2 separate regions of the Mus musculus genome follow, and region 1 is linked to region 2. A link is a loop called in an ENCODE intact Hi-C map of the cell type or tissue named here. Cell type or tissue: gastrocnemius. All regions are shown on one strand. Links, peaks and the distances in the headings refer to the core of each region. The heading gives the core; the rest is flanking DNA.

Region 1 (5,356 bases), core at 357-5,356, 70 kb after region 2:
TGGCCATCTAGAACCACAAACCAGTATCAACTGCATTTCTCTTCTTAATGAGAGAGAGAGAGAGAGAGAGAGAGAGAGAGAGAGAGAGAGAGAGAGAGAGAGAGAGAGAGAGTTTAGGACTGTGTGTTGCTGTCTGTGAGTTCAAGTGCACTCCTGCTGCTGTATGCATATGTGGGTCAGAAGACAACTGGGTGCTGGTTCTTACCTTCATCCTTCAGGCTGGCTGGCATGAGAGTCTCTATGTATTCCACTTACCACATGCTTTAAGAATGCTGGATTGGGTATCCACACAGGTCTTTTTGCATGCACCAGAGGCACTTTATTGAGCCACCACCCCAACCTCTCATTTAGCGCTTCTAGCAGCCTTCAAGCTGCCAGTTATTCGCATGTCTGTGTCCTAAAACCAACGTGAGTGTGTAAACCTGTTCTGACCACATCTTTATTTTCTTGCCCATCTCTTTGCTTATTTTTGCTTGTTCCAAAAAGCAAAAGTTATACCTGGGGGGGAGTTGTGTTTCATGCTTGAGTGGCTCTTTCTATACATAACCTTTATTCGTAAGCCTGTGGGGCTTCCCACTCAGCTTTACTGTAACCTAATCTCTGATAAGAAGACTGAGGATATCAAATGGAGAACTTTTTTCCCCCCATTGGAACTCTGCTGTGGGAAAGCATGTACAATGCCAAGTTCAAGTATTCCTGATTGGAATGAAATAGTATAAGACAGCCACATGAAGTTTGTAGAGTGGCAATGAGGACAACCAGACAGTTACTTCATTTCTAACATCCAGCCTGCAGGTCCAGTGCTGGTGGGATAAATAGGCAGCTTAAGGATTCCCTGAAGTGTGGGTCAGGAGTAACTTATTGGTTATAACCCTGAACTCCAAAAAGATCTAATGAGCAAAATAAAATTTCTTGTCTAGAACATTAGTGAATTAGTAGTTTCTAAGTAGTGTCTTAAGAGTTCAGTAGAGATTTTATAAGACCACATTCAAATTAGTTTAAGGCAAGAAGGAATCAAAATAATTCCATAAGACTGGTGGTGTAGCTCTGTGATAAAGAATGGGAAAGTCTGCACATGGTGATACTTACTTGCAATCTCAATTCAAAGGAAAGAGAGATGAGGACCATGGATTTGAGGACCAACAGACTGGCCTACTCCAAAACAAAAATAAAAGATCTGAAATAAAAAAGGAGCACTGTAGAAGGGCAGATATTTTTCTAGCATCATATACAAGACCTCAAGTTTGATCAACCACACCAAGTGGGGAGAAGGAAGAAAAAGAAAAATAACAGACAGCCAACAACATTTTTAAAGTGTGTGGGAGAAGGTATAGCTATGGAATCAAACAATAAAGACTTATGGATCCTAGGAAGATGTCTGGACTAGAGATTGGTGCAGGACTCAGGGTTCTCCATCAGGTTTGGCAAGGGGGCACAAGCTATGGTTTATATGGATGCACAGTGGCTATCCTGTGGAGTTATGTGCAAACATGTGCATCTCAAAAGAAACTCATCTTCAGTGCAGTGAGCTTGAAGGTAACCTCTTTCTGCTGCTCCCTTTCCTGTGCCATATCCTCCAGGCTTCTAGGGAGAGAGTTCAATTCTCTTCCTCTAGAATGTCCCAATTGCTGAGTCATCTAGGCCTAGTGACAGCTTATTTATCACACACAGTGTAATGACTGGAGAGGCATTCAGTAAGCTTGGCTAGGACTTGGGACACAATGCCAGCTGGCTTTTTCTGTCTCTTCAGCTAGACCTTTGTATATTCCAGGAAGGTTCCACCTTACCTCTTTAGTCCCTGTGCTGAAGGACACTTGACTACAGGTCCTCAAAGCTAGAAAAAGCAGACCACCCAACAACTTGCAGTTATGCTACTGGAAGTGCAGGGGGAAGTGGGCCAACTAATAGTCATGAAATTCACAAACCACAAGAATTTCATGAGAGTTTGTGTGCTGAACCAATTTTCTGGATGGCAATGTTATATAACTCAGTTGGCTATTCTTAGCTGCAGATCTCATTTGGTTGAAGAATGTCTGCATAAACAATCCTATCCTGTGGAAAAGTGTAGTATTAATAGGTAAAAACAGCAATATATGGGCAATCTGTTGTGTACCAATTCCCTTTGAAACAGGACATTTCATCCTGGAGGAATGCTAGGTAGGACTTGGGACACTCTAAAGAAAGACTTCTTCAGATTCAGGAAGTACCTTATAGCTATCAAGACTACCCTGAACCTTAGTGGAGTTGCAAGGCCCCTTGCTCCCCACTGTTGATATATGTAGCAAGGACTGAGGAGGAAACAGACTCTCCCACCTGGTGAGCTGTCAGCAAGTCACTCAGAGAGTCCCAGGGCTGCAGCTTTGATGAGTTGTCACGTGCATTAGAGTGTTCTTTCAGTTATGAAGCTTGTGTAAGTAAGCCCTCACTCATATTTCTGTAAGTAACGACACTAAACTCAGTCATAGCACTAATTTGTTCTGTTGTCAGTTCCTATCTGGAGTAAGCACACATTTATCCGTTGTTCTGTGTATGTGCATTAGTCTCTAACACAACATGGTAGCTTTACATTTATCCGTTGTTCTGTGTATGTGCATTAGTCTCTAACACAACATGGTAGCTTTGGCTATTGTCTACTCTGACCCCTTGAGACTATTCTACTTTACTCTGTAATAAATTCTATGTTCTATATTAACAAGAAAAGAAAGAAAGGGAAAGAAAGTATTGGAAATTAAACCCACCCTGCAGATAATTCAGTACAGGAGTAACTAACCTTCCTTGGTTCTTTCAAAACCTGGACTTATAAATGTTTTACTTACACGGAGTAAATTAGTAAGATAAAGCAAACTATGTATCTTTCATTTATGCCCTTGGAGCTTGACTAGATGTAAGGGAGCTAGCTCAAATTACTCATATGCTCAGAGTTCCAGTTTTGGGCTCTGAATGGTCTTAGCTGCAGTTGGTATCGCATGGTCCTCTCTAGAGTTTTATTAACGTGAATTCCTCCAGGTGAGTGCCCCAAGACAGAGTCAGCATGAAAGAGGGACCCCAGTGGAAGGTGAAGTCTACAATAACCTGAGTTTTTAGAACAATATGCTATAACTTATTCAGCATGCTCTTGGTCACATATATCTATGAGGGAGAGACTACACATATTCGGGTATTGACACCAAGGGTCAGCAGTCATTGGAGCAACTGTGGAAACTGATTTCTGCTCTGGTCCTGGTCCCGTTGTTCTGTGTATGTGCATATATGCTTAGTCTCCAGATGCGGTGTCCCATCTAGAGTATTGTGAGAAAAAAAAAAAAAGATGGGAGATGTAATAAACTTGTTGGTACCCAAAGTGTAGCAGTAGCTTATTGGGAAGTCTGGACATATGCACTGTCACAGAGCAGAGGAGCTGAGATTACATTGATCCATTTGATTTCCTTAGCTGGTCAGGCAGACATCTAATGGGAAACTTATTTTACTTCTATGTTTTAGTGGTTATTCAGTCAAAATTTGTTGTCTGAATCTGGCCTAAGAATAAATCTAATTTCTTCTTTAGAAAGGGCTAAATGATACAAAATGATGACTTAGTATCATGATAAAATGTTCTCAGTTTTATTGAAAGCAGATACCATTTCTTCACACAGGTGAGTTTTCTTCTTTCAAAAGCCTATTTCATTGTACTGTTTCATCAGAGTTAAGTTGGCTCAGTGAGACAGACAATCATGGATGGAGACGGACACAAAGTTAGCACCACAAATCTATACTGCAGATAACCACAACAGACTTTCCAGTGTTTACAAGCATTCTTACATACCCACACATTATTTACAGCTAATAAATAAATTGAAAGCTAAAGCATCATTGACATATGTATGCATGGATGTGTATATACTGTAATGAATTAGCAATAATGGGGATGCCGGTGACAAATTATACATATTTTTATTGTTAGAATTGACTCCAAACTTGATGAAATCGGTCACCTTTGTCCTATATTACATAGGCACAACCAGCTTTCTCCTAGCAAGGGCTAACATTCCAGCATATCTGGAACTACTTCTCTAACATATTCCAGTATATCCCTTGACTCTTTCCTTTCTGAATCACATTGAATGACGACTACACTTGTGGGGCTTTGCATGTGGGTTGGTGTTCAGATACCCACAAATTTCACAGTTTCTGCTCCCAGCTATAGCCTCTGAGATAGATCTTCTTTATCATTTTACATTAATGAATAATAAAAGCAATCTGAAAATGTGAGATCTCGTTCATAAATAATTCTTCATTATTGATTTTTGTTGTTGTTGTTGTTAAGGTAAAACAAAACAGCGGCAACAATCCTGGTACTTTCTATAGCTATTACAGTTGAGGGCTCTTCTCTTTGCACAGCAGTTTACAAGCATCCATATGCACATTTTCTAGTAATTTCAACTTTTATGTGATAAAAAAAAATGGTCCTGCTCTAAAACTTGTACTTTGCACAGTGCAGAATTTGAACTTGATCACATCTAAACTAGAAATTAATGTGATGTGTTAGAAGTGTGACAGAGGCATGGCGGAGATGAGTCTCAAATGAAATACAAAGTATTGGATATTGGGCATTTCAAATTGATGAAAACAAGTAAGAAAAATCTGATAATAAAATTACAGTTCTCAAGCTCCCAGGACACAGGAAGCTAAGGCAGGATGGTTGAGAGTTCAAGGCCAGCCTGAAATACATAGTTTAGTTCGAGGCCAGACTTGGTTACAGCATGGGACAATTGTGACTTTTTTCAAGAAAGCAAAAAAGAGAAGAAGTAAAATCAACCTAGGCATTTTTGTCTTTCAGCAAAATTTATGTGTCACCTCAATTACAAGCTCATTTTCTTTCTTTCTTTCTTTCTTTCTTTCTTTCTTTCTTTCTTTCTTTCTTTCTTTCTTTCTTTCTTTCTTTCTTTCTTTCTTTCTTTCTTTCTTTCTTTCTTTCTTTCTTTCCTTCCTTCCTTCCTTCCTTCCTTCCTTCCTTCCTTCCTTCCTTCCTTCCTTCCTTCCTTCCTTCCTTCTCCCTCCCTCCCTCCCTCCCTCCCTCCCTCCCTCCCTCCCTCCCTCCCTCCCTCCCTCCCTCCCTCCCTCTTCTTCTTCTCCTTCTTCTTCTTTTTTTTTTCCCAAGACAGGGTTTCTCTGTGTAGCTCTGGACGTCCTGGAACTCACTCTGTAAACCAGGCTGGCCTTGAACTCAGAAATCCTCCTGCCTCTGCCTGCCAAGTGCTGGGATTAAAGGTGAGTGCCACCATTGCCCAGCTTACAAGCTCCAGAGAACAATGTTAAAATATCTGACAAATATTTAAAAGATAGAAGGATTAAGTCATAAAAATTCAAGTCTATTAAG
Region 2 (5,385 bases), core at 205-5,204:
GCTCCTGGGGCCCTGTGATCCTGTGATCCTAGGCATGTCAGAGCACCTGAGAATGGAGCTTCCTCTGGGTGTTGTGGGACTGGCCTCAGAGTTTGCACCCAAGGTCTGCTCAGGCACCAGCCCAGACAGACTGGAAGGAACCCAAGCCACTGGTCGGGCAGAGTTCCTGTGTGCCTGGGTTCCACTAATGTCCCAGTAACTCCCGGTGTTGGGAATAGATGCTCTCTATATATGAGAGGGAATCTCTCTGATGCTTTATCTCCCCTGCACAACCACAGCTAGCCTGTCTGACTCCACTCTTTCCAGATGTGTTTTCTTTCACTGGTAGGTCAGCAACACAAATATCTGACTTTGCTTCTCCTGATAGTCTTTCCTGGGCAACAGCTAATGTGCACATACTAAGATGTTAATAAAATACCTTGCAGTCTCCAAAGAAAATGGAGCAAAAGTCAAGTGGGTTGATAGCAAAGTGCTGACCAGATATTTTGCTAAGTGCGGCCATTTCACCTGAATTGCAAAAGGAGGTGGGTTTGTGTCTTCGCAGATCTTCTCTTACATGCTTCTGACACTTCCCAAGTGCCTACTCACTTCCTGGATGTTATTCTTTTATTAGAATAAAAACAAACAAACAAACAAACAAACACATATATTCCTAACATTGGTAGAGGAAGGGATATAAGCATAACTGCAAATAAATTAAGGTAAAAAGATAATAGGATGTATGACTAGGGAGGTTAGGAAGTGGGCAGCTTTAAACAGCATGTGTTACAACAAGTTTCACTGAGTTTCTGACTTTGAATAAAATAGAGGAGGAAAGGGAGACAGGTAAGTTGACTGACTACAGGAGAGCAGTAAGCAGAGGGAAGCATATTGGCTAAAGCATAGGACTGGGCAGGGAGTAGAACTCTTCTGGCAGGAATGAAGGTTTTCTCCGGAGATGCTTGTATCCTCCCCTTGAGTATCAGAGTTTTGAGATCATGGAACCCAAGAAATTGAAGTCTCCCTAGGAATCACATGCTGGGAGAAGGTAAAGATTGAACCCTGCTTCCAGCCAGAAGGAAATGTTGACCCTTGGAAAGAGATGTCACAAAGTTCTAACAACTTGTCAGACTACAAGCAGGAGAGACTGGAGCTGAGACAGTGGTGCGCAGAACCACAACTGGAGACTCAGTTTTGCATACATCTTGCCTTCTTTTTAAACCTAAACCTTCTATTATCAGGATCCTTGTATATATATATATATATATATATATATATATATATATATATATATATATATATTTTTTTTTTTTTTTGAGACAGGGTTTCTCTGTGTAGCCCTGGCTGTCCTGGAACTCACTCTGTAGACCAAGCTGGCATCGAACTCAGAAATCTGCCTGCCTCTGCCTCTCGAGTGCTGGGATTAAAGGCATGTGCCACCACCGCCCGGCTAGGATCCTTGTTTTTATCAGCCAAGTAAACCTCCTCTGTGTGAGCACAGCACATTTTATTTATCCATTCTTTGGTTGAGAGATATCCAGGTTGTGTGTGATGGATTTAAAAGGTATGCTGGACCACTTTGCCCCTCTTCCCAATGTGGCTGCATTGGATAAATACCCCTTTTCTGCTTCCCACTATTCTTTGTTTCTTTAAATTGACCTACTGAAAATGGATGCCTGAACCTGGCTTATTAGACTACCAGCACCCAGTCTCTGGCTCTAAGAATCCTAGTAATGGAATAAAGTGCTGCAGAAAGAGTGAGGGGCCACTGTGGCTAGACTAGACCTGAGAGAAGGAAGAGGGAGGAGGAGGTAAGTGAGGTGGGGAAAGAAGGTGCTTTTGTCGCTGTGGAGAACATGCAGGGCTTGGGATGCTGCCCCATCATAACAGCAGCATCACACATCACTTCTGACATGTGCAGGAATCAGTATTGCCCATGGTGTCCAATCATGCCCTGGACCTAATGCATCCTATCCTGTGAGACAGGGAATTTTACTCTTTACTATATTCTAAGGTATTTTACGTGGTTTTGAAGTGCAGAGCTGAGGCAGGCAAACTGTCTCAGCTGGTAAAGGCATTTGTAGCTCCATCCTGACAACCTGAGTATTATCCCTGAAGCCCGTATAAAGGTGGAAAGAGAGAACTGACTCCCACACATGCATTGTGGCATATTCATGCCCATGCAAACACATATCATCCAGTAATAAAAAAAAGTAAATAATGAATAAAACAAAGAAACTACTAAAAGAGAAAAATGCTAACCTTATTCTTAGCAATTACCTCATGTCTCAGTGTATTTTATTTTATTATCACTAAACATCACAGACTGGGTAACTTATAAAAGACACAGGTTTGTTTAACTGACAGTTATGGAGGCTGGGAAATATAAGAGTACTGTGGGCTGGTATTCTAATGTGGAGGAAGGAATTAGGCAGTGCTAATACAGGACTTCTACTGTAATATGGAACTCACTCTTTTTTAACAGGTACCCTATAGATGGGAGATGGATGATATAGTTTCAGAAACATGAGCTAAAAGGAAGACAAGTTTGAACCAGCACATCTTCCATCCTTTTGTACAAGATTCTATCATTTAACAATTTTATTTTACTATCTAAAGGAGTATTGGTTATACACATCTCAGCTCAACTGGGCATCATTTATACAGTGTGTTGTGTGAATAGTTCCTCCTGGCATTCAGCAAGGTCAAGGTACTTTCATTATTACCATTTTCCTTATTTGTTTCTAGCTCCTCTTTTGACCTGTGACCTCAATGGCAAAATTCCATCTTCCAGTTTTGACTTTTGGCATCCCCTACATAAAATATAACTTGCCTGGGAGTCATGTTACTGTCCATGATGCCTCCAGGGTCACACTCTGTGTAGCTTCAAGGAAGTCGGTTCATAGACTCAGGCAGTGAACACTGGTCTTTGATTCTTATGCTTATACCAAATCCTCCAAAACTGTGGGCTGCAAAGTATTTCTGTATGATGTCTTTTAGGGTCTTCAGTAGTGTTTCAACAGATCACTGATCGTGGGGCAGTATGATAAATAGAGTCTTCGGGATGGTTGTCTATTAAACAACAGATCTGCTAAACTAATAAACTCAGTTATAGATAAAGCACATTTCCTCTTACATAATCTTTCCTTGTGCTAGTCAGACTATAGTAGGGAGGAAAACAGCTGCTTTCTCAGGGAGCATTGTGTCCCCTGTACTTACTGCAAATTACGGAAGGGTGACCACAATCATGGGCTTTCCCAGGCACTACCTCCCAGCTCCTGAGTTTTCTAACGCTAGTGAAGAAATTGACTTGCTAGCAAGGTGAGAGCAAGCAGGCAAAGAGCAGAAAGCTTACTCCTTCTATGTCCTTAGACATAGGCTTTCATGTCCTTATGTAGGCTTTCAGTAGAATGTGTTGCACAGATTAAAGGTGTGTCCTCCTTCCTCAAGATCCAGATTAAAGGCAGGTATCTTCCTGCCTCCTAAGTCCAGACTAGAAATGGATCTACCCACTTCAAACCAAGGAAAAAAATCTCTCACTGGTGTGCTCTTCATTTCTAGATTGTAGTGAGGTTGACAATCAAGAATAGCTATAACAGTCACCAACAATTTTGCTGGTCTCAGCAACTGCTAACAGATTTGTTCATTTTATTTCATTTGTAACTTACTTATTTTTTATTTTGTATGTAGTTCTACCAGCTCTCAAGAGTGTATTGACTACTTGAATCCATTATTATGTATTGTTCATTATGTTAGATCTCTAATTATCTAATTATCAGTGGAAACTCTGGAAGGCACCCAGAAATGTGCTTTGCTAATCACTGAGGCATTTATCAACCCAATCAAACAGATGATCTTCCTTTTGAGTTATGGGGCCACTGAAAAACCATGGACCAAATAAAGAACTTCTTCATAAATAGAGGTTTGTCACCAATAGAATACCACAGACCAGACAAATGTTTAATATATACTGTTAATGTATACATTAAATTATACATTAATGTATAATGTTAATGTAATGAAGAACACTTGAATGGGAACCAGAGGGTAAAAGTTCTAAACTCTGACAAGACAGAAAAAAAATCACTTTAGTAGGTTTGCATTGTCTCAATATAATGTACAGACATTTTAGCTTATTCCTAAGATCCTGGCAACATGATAGCCTAACGCTGGCAATTTCATCGGAGTCTTAGGACTACTCAGTATCAATTTTAGACAACGACTCAGCACAGCATATTGCTTGTACTTCCATACTTGCTCAAGGTGCTGGTTAATTTCCCATTGTTTTTTGCAACCATTTGGGATTGTTGGAAATTTCTAATTCATCACATCTTGATTATGAAGTATACTAATCTCTAGTTTACTATTTTAATCACATTTTGAAACTAACCCTAATTATTCAGGTTCATCAAGTCTTCAAACTGTAAACAAATGAATGTTCATGATTAAAACCATCCCTTCGTAGCTGGACAGTTTCAGGAGTTCAGAGGGATTAGAGCTATTGAAGTCTAAGTTTCTCAGACTATGAGGTCTCCAAGGTTACTTGGCCTAAAATGGTTTGTATTTTTAGAAACTGGCATGGAATCCTTGTTGGGAAACATGTGAGAAGCTTCCTGCCGCAGTATTTGGCTGGACTCAAGAGTCTGGTGTCTGTTTTGTGTTTGGTGACAAGGTGAACAAGTGTGTGGGAATATAGGGTCTGACTCACTCTTGCTCATTTTGGATTCAGAACCAAAACAATACTCTCTTAAGGGCTTTCTTTTTTGGGGGGAGGGGGATGAACTTTTTTTTTTATTAATTAGGTATTTTCTTCATTTAGATTTCCAATGCTACCCCATAAGTCCCCCAAACCCTCTTCCCCCCCTCCCCCCTCCCACTCCCACTTCTTGGCCCTGGCATTCCCCTGTACTGAGGCATATAAAGTTTGCAAGACCAATGGGCCTCTCTTTCCACTGATGGCCGACTAGGCCATTTTCTGCTACATATGCAGCTAGAGACACGAGCTCCAGGGGGTACTGGTTAGTTCATATTGTTGTTCCACCTATAGGGTTGCAGACCCCTTTAGCTCCTTGGGTACTTTCTCTAGCTCCTCCATTGGGGACCCTGTGATCCATCCAATAGCTGACTGTGAGCCTTCACTTATGTTGTTTGCTAGGCCCCGGCATAACCTCGCAAGAGACAGCTATATCAGGGTCCTTTCAGCAACATCTTGCTAGTGTGTGCAATGGTGTCAGCGTTTGGGGGCTGATTATGGGATGGATCCCCGGGATGGCAGTCTTTAGATGGTCCATCCTTTCGTCTCAGCTCCAATCTTTGTCTCTGTAACTCCTTCCATGGGTGTTTTGTTCCCAATTCTAAGAAGGAGCAAAGTGTCCACATCTTAAGAGCTTTCTAAAACAGGTTTGG

The links. Hi-C counts contacts between places; a loop is a spot of excess contacts. Peaks named below come from ENCODE experiments on the same cell type or tissue, not always from the same donor. Only the 100,000 strongest peaks of a DNase experiment are listed, where the experiment ranks them.
Region 1: it touches region 2 in a loop (2.3-fold over the local background); 5 of 42 quality-filtered maps call a loop at or near these places.

What each region holds. Positions count from the first base shown.
Region 1 is chr8:68,905,155-68,910,510 of GRCm38, reverse strand. Lpl (lipoprotein lipase) reads right to left here. Exons shown (of 10, transcript NM_008509.2): 10 at 3,579-5,356. Among named protein-coding and RNA genes, the nearest start is that of Lpl, 27 kb to the right of the region's middle. In gastrocnemius, for the core only: no CTCF peak of the experiment used is centred there; no DNase peak of the experiment used is centred there; H3K27ac peaks cover 3,137 bases.
Region 2 is chr8:68,975,171-68,980,555 of GRCm38, reverse strand. All of the region lies in intron 2 of Gm33103 (a long non-coding RNA gene), which reads left to right. Among named protein-coding and RNA genes, the nearest start is that of Gm33052, 16 kb to the left of the region's middle. In gastrocnemius, for the core only: no CTCF peak of the experiment used is centred there; no DNase peak of the experiment used is centred there; H3K27ac peaks cover 2,794 bases.